2 separate regions of the Homo sapiens genome follow, and region 1 is linked to region 2. A link is a contact called in ENCODE Hi-C data. All regions are on one chromosome and are shown on one strand. Each heading gives the region's core, a stretch centred on a gene start or an enhancer-like site at or near the end of the contact. The rest is flanking DNA. Distances are from core to core; before and after follow the strand shown.

Region 1 (3,927 bases), core at 56-2,555, 280 kb before region 2:
TGGCCAATAAGCACATTTAAGATGGTCAACACCATTAGCCGATAGAGAAATGCAAATCAAAACCATAATGAAATACCGCTAGGACAGCTATAATAAAAAGACTGATAATAACAAGTATTGACAAGAATGTAGAGAAACTGAAATCCTCAGGTGTTCCCCACGGGAATATAAAATGATAAATGTAATATGTGGAAAACAGTAGGATAGTTCCACAAAAGGTTAAATATAATGTCATCACATAATCCAGTAAGTTATACATACCCAGGAGAACTAGCCTGTATATCTAAGAGAAATGACACATGTCCACACAAAGACCTGTAAACAAATGTTCATAGCAGGATGTTCATTATAACCAAAAAGTGAAAACAATCCAATATCCGTCAGCTGATACCCAGATAAATAAAATGTGGCATATGCATACAATGGAACACCATTCGGCCCTAAGAGAGAATGAAGTACTGAAACCTGCTACCACATGGATGTACCAGGAAAACATACACTAACTGAAACAAGCCAGTTTCAAAGGACCACATGTTGTATAATTCCATTTATATAAAATGTCCACAAAAGGCAAATCTACAGAGAAAGTAGGTTAGTGGTTGCCTGCGGCTACTGAAGGCAAATGGGGAGTGACTGCTCATGGGCATGGGGTTTTTCAGGGGTAGCGAAAATGTTCTAAAATGTGGTTAATAGCTTCACAGCTCTGTGAACATGCTAAAAAACACTGACCGTAGACTTTAAATGGATGAATTATATAGTATTTCAATTATATCAATAAAGCTGGTTTTTTAATATTCAAATATTTAAAATGTCTTCTTGAAGTACTTAACTACCAATAAAATGAAGTAAAAGATTATTTCTTCATGAAGTAAAAGAAAAGATTACTCCATACTGATAAAAAGTAAAACACTAGGAAATGATATAATTTCACAGGTGGGGGGAGACAGAGAGGATAAGGGGTAGAAACAAGAGTGACTGTGAGTCAATGGTTAAAGCTGGGTGAAGAGTAAATGGGTGTTATTATATACTTCTATATTTGTACATGTTTGATGTCCCATAATAAAAGGGTTTAAAAGTTAATCAGTTGTACCCTATAAAATGAGCCACAGAAAATCCAAAATCCCATACTCAGCCACTGTTCACATGGGGAATGAAAAGTAGTCAGTGCACTGATTGGCTGCCTGGATAAATAGCCCAAATGAAAACTGCTGCCTCAGTGCCACAAGACCAGCAGAGTCAGACCACTGGCCAGACTGCTGGGTTCTGCTGAATGATCAGATAGTTAAATCAGGTTCTCTGGCTGGAGAGCAGGAAAAGAGAGAAAAGGAGGAGGGGTGGGGATGGGCTGTTGGTACACAGTGGAAATGACACAGCGTGATACATTACTGAAATACATTTTTGCTTTTAAAAAGTTTTCCTCTAACAGAATTACCTGTAGAACACTGGGGACAAATACAGAGTGCCTGTTTTTGTCTGGATGACTCATTTTACTATGTTATTTTAAACCAGCCATTTCCCTCTGGTTTTAATTATTGTGCAATGACACCGTGCAAAGTACTATTACTTAGGGATCAAGTAGGCAGCTCAAGATCAAATAAAATAAAACCCATCAATATGTAGCAGCAAACACTAAATGCCTACCACGACCCTCTACTGGGATATGAGGCTACAAAGAGAAGAAAGTGGCCCTGCCTGAGGTGCACATGACACAAAAGTAGACAGCAACAAGGTAAGTGCTCCATTGTACCCTGAGACCCAGGAAAGGAAGCAAAGAGGCGTTTCATCCACATATTGGGGAAGGTACAAAGGAGTTCCACACACAGAAATGGCAGCGTGTGACATTTCAGGCAATGCAGATGGCAGGAAGGCAGAGGGAGTCACCAGTGAGGCGCAGGAAGGTCCCCAGAGGCCAGAGTTCCTCAAACGCTAGTGCACAAAATGGTCACCAGAGGGTGCTGGTTCAACGCACACGTTTATTTCCAACTCCAGGGATTTCAACTCCAGAGGTCTGGAGTCGGGTGGAGAAATCTGCTTTTTTAATCAGCAGCCTGGAGGACTCTGACCCAGGCAGTGGCAAGCTATGGAGTTTGGTTTTTTATCACAAATGGGTAACTGAAACATTTTAAACACAGCAACGGCAAGATCAGATACGTAAATTAACGCTATTTCTCAGGAAGTTGTAGGGGAAACCCTGGAAAGGAGGCTGCCAACTCCATCAGGGAGGTGACTGCAGCAGGGAACAAAGAGGCAGGTGCGACACCTTTGTGAGGCAGAAGAGGAAACACCCTAAAGTGGAGATGAAGGAAAGAGAAAGGGCAGCTAACACATTTCCGAATGGGTGGTCCTGGTGCCATCAACGGAGATGTGGAATTACAGAGAACAGCTGGGGAGGGGTGGCAGGGCTGGGTTCAGTTTGTTATTTCCTTAACTTGTTTTAATGAAACTTCTTATTTTGAGATAACTGTAGATTCACATCCAAGTGTAAGAAAGAGATCCCATGGACACTTTACTTAGTTTTGCCAAATGTTAACTTCCTTCAAATCTATAGTACAATATCGCAACCAGCATACTGACACTGAGGCAACTCACCAATCTTACCCAGGTTTCCCAGTTTTCAGTTTAGTTTTGAATACGCCAGATTTAAAATGCTGGAGATATTCATGGGAAAATATGTTAAGGAGCAGGTGGATATGCAAGTCTGATACTCAGAAGGGTCAGGGGAAAGATGCAAATGTAGCGAACATTACCATATGTGGGATGCAATGCCTTAAAGAATGTGTTCATGACTACAGAAGTACCTAGCAGACACAATCCTGGGGACAGACCAGTTTATCATGCAGAGTAACAATATTGGTAGTGCACTCGCTGTGCACTGGCCCTCTTCTAAGCCCCTGACATGCATTAACTAGCTTAAGAGTGGTGAAGGGCACAGGTTCTAGAGTTAGCTGGCCTGGTTCCTGCCCTGGCTCCAATCACTTACCAGCTTTGGAGTTTTAGAGCAAGTCAGCCCCTGGGTGCTTCAGTTACTTGCCTGTAAAACAGGGCTAGTAAGTGTTCTTAGCCTATACAGAATTATTTTGAGGATTAAATGAGATGCAACATGCTAAAACAGTGACTGGCACAGAGCGAGGGCCCAGAAGAAAGCAAACTTACATGGTTTACAAGGCTGGGTAGGGAGGAGGCTACAAAAAAGGAGGAAGTAACCTTAGGTGAAAGTAGCATCTCTCCAACCAAGACTGGAGGAAGACGGGTAAGGACAACCGCTGCAGGTAGGTTTACATGATGCAGGTATGTCGGGGGCGGCAGTGAATAGGTCACTGAGGGAAACTGACAGGACTGTTCCTCTGGGATGTTCCTGGGACAGGTGGTGGGGAAGGGAAGGAAGACTGAAGAGAGAGGTGAAGAGGTGAAGATATGACCAGCCACAGTGAGTGAAGGGCCCTCTGCCTAAGGAGTGAATAACACAGCTGAGGAAGGGGGGCAGTACCCCAGGAAAGACAAGGCCATTATAAGGCAATATCTAAATACTTGCCCAGTTGTGTGTCAGGTAGTCAATGCTTAAGATTTCAGAAGAAAAGAGACCAGCGTGGCCAAGTCAGAAAACAGGGGGCCGAGGCCTCTGACAAGGATACAAAAATAGGGGAGAGGGGTCGACAAGGGAGGGTCTGACAAGAGCACAAAAGTCTTGTACTGCAAGGTTGCATGGAAACTCCCGACTGCATCTTTCTTCCTGTGAGGTTGCTGGGCTGTATCTGATAGCTGAGGAGAACCACACTGGACACCTTTCTTGGATTCTCCCTTTCACTCACAGGTCTCCAATTCTCATTTTCATTTTAACGTAAACATGCTAACTGTCGCATTTAGGGATTTTTTTTTCCCCCAGTTGTCCTTTTTCCCTATCAACCCTGTACATGCATCTCAAGCTAA
Region 2 (3,803 bases), core at 268-2,767:
AAGGTGAATAATAAATTATGTCAGAAGAGAAAGGCAATTAGGCTTGAATTGCGGATTATAGTATCTTTATCATTGGTGTTTTCACTGGGGATTTTAAATACACTGGACAAATAAGTGGATCCCTACAGACTTTGGGCTTATGTGGTCTTAATCTTACTTACATTGTGCTTTTCCTGAGGTGCGGGCCTGTTTTTTGTTTTATGGACACTACATTGTTTCTTACTGAATGTCTCTTTTGGAGTTGACTGCTTAGAGCTGAATTAAAAAACACACCAGTGCATTAGTAAGGAACTGCTCAGCTGCAAGTAAGAGATCTCACGAAAAGTCGCAAACAATAAAGATATTCCTTTTAACAAGAGCTGTCTAGCTAGGGGATCCATGACTCAGATCATCATGGTTCATCCTCTGAGTCTGAGAACAGGGCACTTGATATTAGAACAAAATCAGGGTTTTGTAGAAGGAAGAAAAGCAGGATGACTGTCGGGTAGTGTATCGGTCCTTACAAAAGCCAACTTTTAAATTGACCTCATTCTTGTATCCATTTTATGTTCCTTCCCTTATTCCTCCTTTGAATTTTTAATTTGTTTATAATTTATGTTAGTTTGCCATATTTTATATGGTATTGTAATTTGGGTTAAATTATTCCTGGAACAAGTCTATAAATAAGTAAAATAATGGAGGAAAGATTAAGTACCTACGTTTTAGATGTAAAAGTATAATTTTGATATATAAAACTATTAATTACTTTGTATATCAATGTTCAGTGAAAATAAGTTATTTTATCTTATAAACAGGGTACCCGGTAATACTTGATTTTTTTCTTCAGAGTGGAGACATGTTATTTAAAAATAACTGGAAGTGGCTGGGCGCGGTGGCTCACGCCTGTAATCCCAGCACTTTGGAAGGCCGAGGTGGGCGGATCACGAGGTCAGGAGATCGAGACCATCCTGGCTAACACGGTGAAACCCCATCTCTACTAAAAATACAAAAAATTAGCCAGGCGAGGTGGCGGGCACCTGTAGTCCCAGTTACTCAAAAGGCTGAGGCAGGAGAATGGCGTGAACCCAGGAGGCGGAGCCTGCAGTGAGCCGAGATCACGCCACTGCACTCCAACCTGGGCGACAGCGAGACTCCGTCTCAAAAAAAATAAAATAAAATAAAATAAAAAAATAAAAATAACTGGAAGTTTCTCAGAGCCATTAGTTCACTTTTAAACTTTGTTTTGAGAAAAATGACTTTTTTTTCAGCTTCTCAAATACAAAGCAGAAGAAAGCTGTTTGCTTGAAGACGGGGATATTAATTTTTCTGACTAGTCATCTAAACTGACTGTGTCTTTAGTGGGAATGAACCCTTGAGGCGATGGCAACTATTTTCCTCTTTCAAATATCAACTTAGACTGGAACATTCCCCCGAATTATTGTTTGCTCTTAGACAAGATGTGTGAATCATTTTTCCAAGAACATTCTCACCAATGTCACAAGACCCGTAGGAGCAGGCCAGGTTGGGGGAGGCCTAAGATTCCCTTCACTTCACACTGTGGAAATAACCCTGAATAGCAACTGGCTGAGACTGGACCTGAGCTGTCCAGGCTGTGGGCACTCTTCAGCCACACCTGGGCCTGCATTTTCTGTTAATGGTTGTAATTCCCTTGTCAGGGCCTTAGAGACATAATCATTCATTCATTCATTCATTCAATGTTTTTTATTTTATTTTTATTTTTATTTTTGAGATGGAGTCTCACTCTGTCGCCCAGGCTGGAGTGCACTGGTGTGACCTTGGCTCACTGTAACCTCCACCTCCCGGGTTCAAGCGATTCTTGTGCCTCAGCCTCCCAAGTAGCTGGGACTACAGGTGCACACAACCACTCTGGCTAATTTGTTTGTATTTTTTGGTAGAAATTGGGTTTCACCATGTTGGCCAGGCTGGTCTTTAACTCATGACCTCAAGTGATCTGCCCGCTTGGCCTCCCGAAGTGCTGGGATTCAGGCATGAGCTACCATGCCTGGCCATTCAATGTTTTTTAACATGCCCTATGTGCCAGGCACTATGCTTGATGCTGGGGAAAATCAGCACAGCGAGCAAAATCAGATGTGGCACACCCTCTTTTCTTATGAAACTTAGGCTCTTCTGAGGAGATGGCAATTAATCAAAAAGCACTTTAATAAAGATAAACTTGAAAACTAAGGGAAGAGATTTTGGGTGCGTCAATCTTATAATAAAGAACTGAAAGAAAAGGAAAAGGCATGTCTGAGGAAGAGATGGTTAGCTGAAGTAAGAAGGCTGCATAGAGATAACAGGGTAAGGGGAAGAAGGGCAAGCAGATGTGAAGCCCTGTGGTGAATGCGCCTGAGGAACAGAAAAGCCTGTGGGGCTAAAGAGTGGTTGTGAAGCAGCTGGAGCAAAAGGTGGGGCCACCGCAAGGCAGTGTAGACTATAAGGTGTGAGAAACCTTGGAAAGGTTTTAAGTGGCCTGGTAAGATTTGCATTTTGAACACATGCCTCAGAGTAGAACATGGATTGGAGAGAGCCCCAAGTGCATGCAGAGACCAGTTAGGCATGCGGAGACTAGTTAGTTAGGCAGTGGTGTGGACAAGAGATGGTCAGAACAGAATGGAGGCAATTAAAGTAGACTGAAGTGGGCCTCTCAGGAGACACCTCTTGGTAGGTAAAATGGAGAAGGCTGAAATAGGTTGCATGGGGAGGGAGATGAGGAAGAAAGAAAGAAGGATCAAGGATGACTTCTAGGTTTCTGATTTGATAACTGGATGGAAGGTTGTACCTTCACAGAACTTGGAAACACTCAAAACATACCAGATTTTGAGGGCAAGAAATCACACATCTAGTCTTAGACATGAAACATTCAAGTGGAAAGGTAGATTAATGGATCAGAAATAAGGATCTGGAAATCAATGGAGAGGTTTGGACCAGAGAAATAAATACACCTGGGAGTCACTAAGGGTAAGTAACATGGTGGCCTGGGGTAAGACTGCCCAAGGAGAGTATGAAGCAAGAAGATAGCTGGGCCTAATGCTGAGCCCTTAGGAATTCTCGTGTCAGCAGTCAGGCAGTGTGCGAAGAGCCTGGAAAGCAGGCGCAGAAGAAATAGCCAGAGACAGAGGAGAAAAATGAGAATTGAACTGTGTCTAGAAACCATGCCCTGTAGGTAAGGGCAGGCATTTCTTCCATCAATCATCGTGGGAACAGGAAGGAGGACGCCTAAGGAGAGGGAAGAAAGGCTCTCCCCACCCTAATGCTGCTGCCAGAGCTGGGAGCCTTGCACAGGGCCTGGACCAACATTTAGGGAACACAGCCAAGTGACAGAGAACGGCAAGTTGTCAGAAGTCCAAGGGGCTTCTTAAAGCAGAGACACGATCAGGAGAAGTAACATTTTAGGTTTTCCTGCATTGTAATTCCTTTGTGTTTAAATTAAGATGTTAAACATTCTAGCCTGATATTCCCTGTGCTTTGTTTGGGAAATTAAGAGAGGGATCTGCTTCACATGTAGAGACACTTTCTAACACCTGGAGAAGCCAGTCTTGTGAAGGAAAGAGGTCTCCTGAGAAGCCCAGAGCAATAGAACAGGATAGAATGATGAGCTAAGGTGTGAGGAAAATGACGCCAGCAAAAAAGCGCAACAGAGAAAACCAAATCAGATTCAAGATGGCGGCAAGAAAAGCCCAGTCTCAAAAAAAAAAAAAAAAGGGAAAAAGAAGGGCTGGGCGCAGTGGCTCACACCTGTAATCCCAGCACTTTGGGAGGCTGAGGCGGGTGGATCATGAGGTCAGGAGTTCCAGACCAGCCTG

The links. A loop is a pair of places that touch in the nucleus more often than their neighbours do. Pooled maps may share reads with other maps.
Region 1: a loop to region 2 is called in a map of naive thymus-derived CD4-positive, alpha-beta T cell, with 20 times the contacts of the local background. The contact joins two enhancer-like sites. A Hi-C loop is called at or near these places in 23 of 168 maps with a recorded cell type or tissue (CD14-positive monocyte, HCT116, IMR-90 and 15 more), 1 of 37 single-sample maps with no recorded cell type and 31 of 50 pooled maps.

What each region holds. Positions count from the first base shown.
Region 1 is chr3:151,144,218-151,148,144 of GRCh38, reverse strand. The region is part of intron 5 of MED12L (mediator complex subunit 12L); the gene reads right to left. Among named protein-coding and RNA genes, the nearest start is that of GPR171, 57 kb to the left of the region's middle. Within about 2 kb of position 1,305, at least 3 of the 41 ENCODE cell types and tissues checked have a DNase peak (open chromatin) inside an H3K27ac peak, as active enhancers do.
Region 2 is chr3:150,866,190-150,869,992 of GRCh38, reverse strand. No RefSeq gene overlaps it. Among named protein-coding and RNA genes, the nearest start is that of MINDY4B, 37 kb to the left of the region's middle. Within about 2 kb of position 1,517, at least 2 of the 41 ENCODE cell types and tissues checked have a DNase peak (open chromatin) inside an H3K27ac peak, as active enhancers do.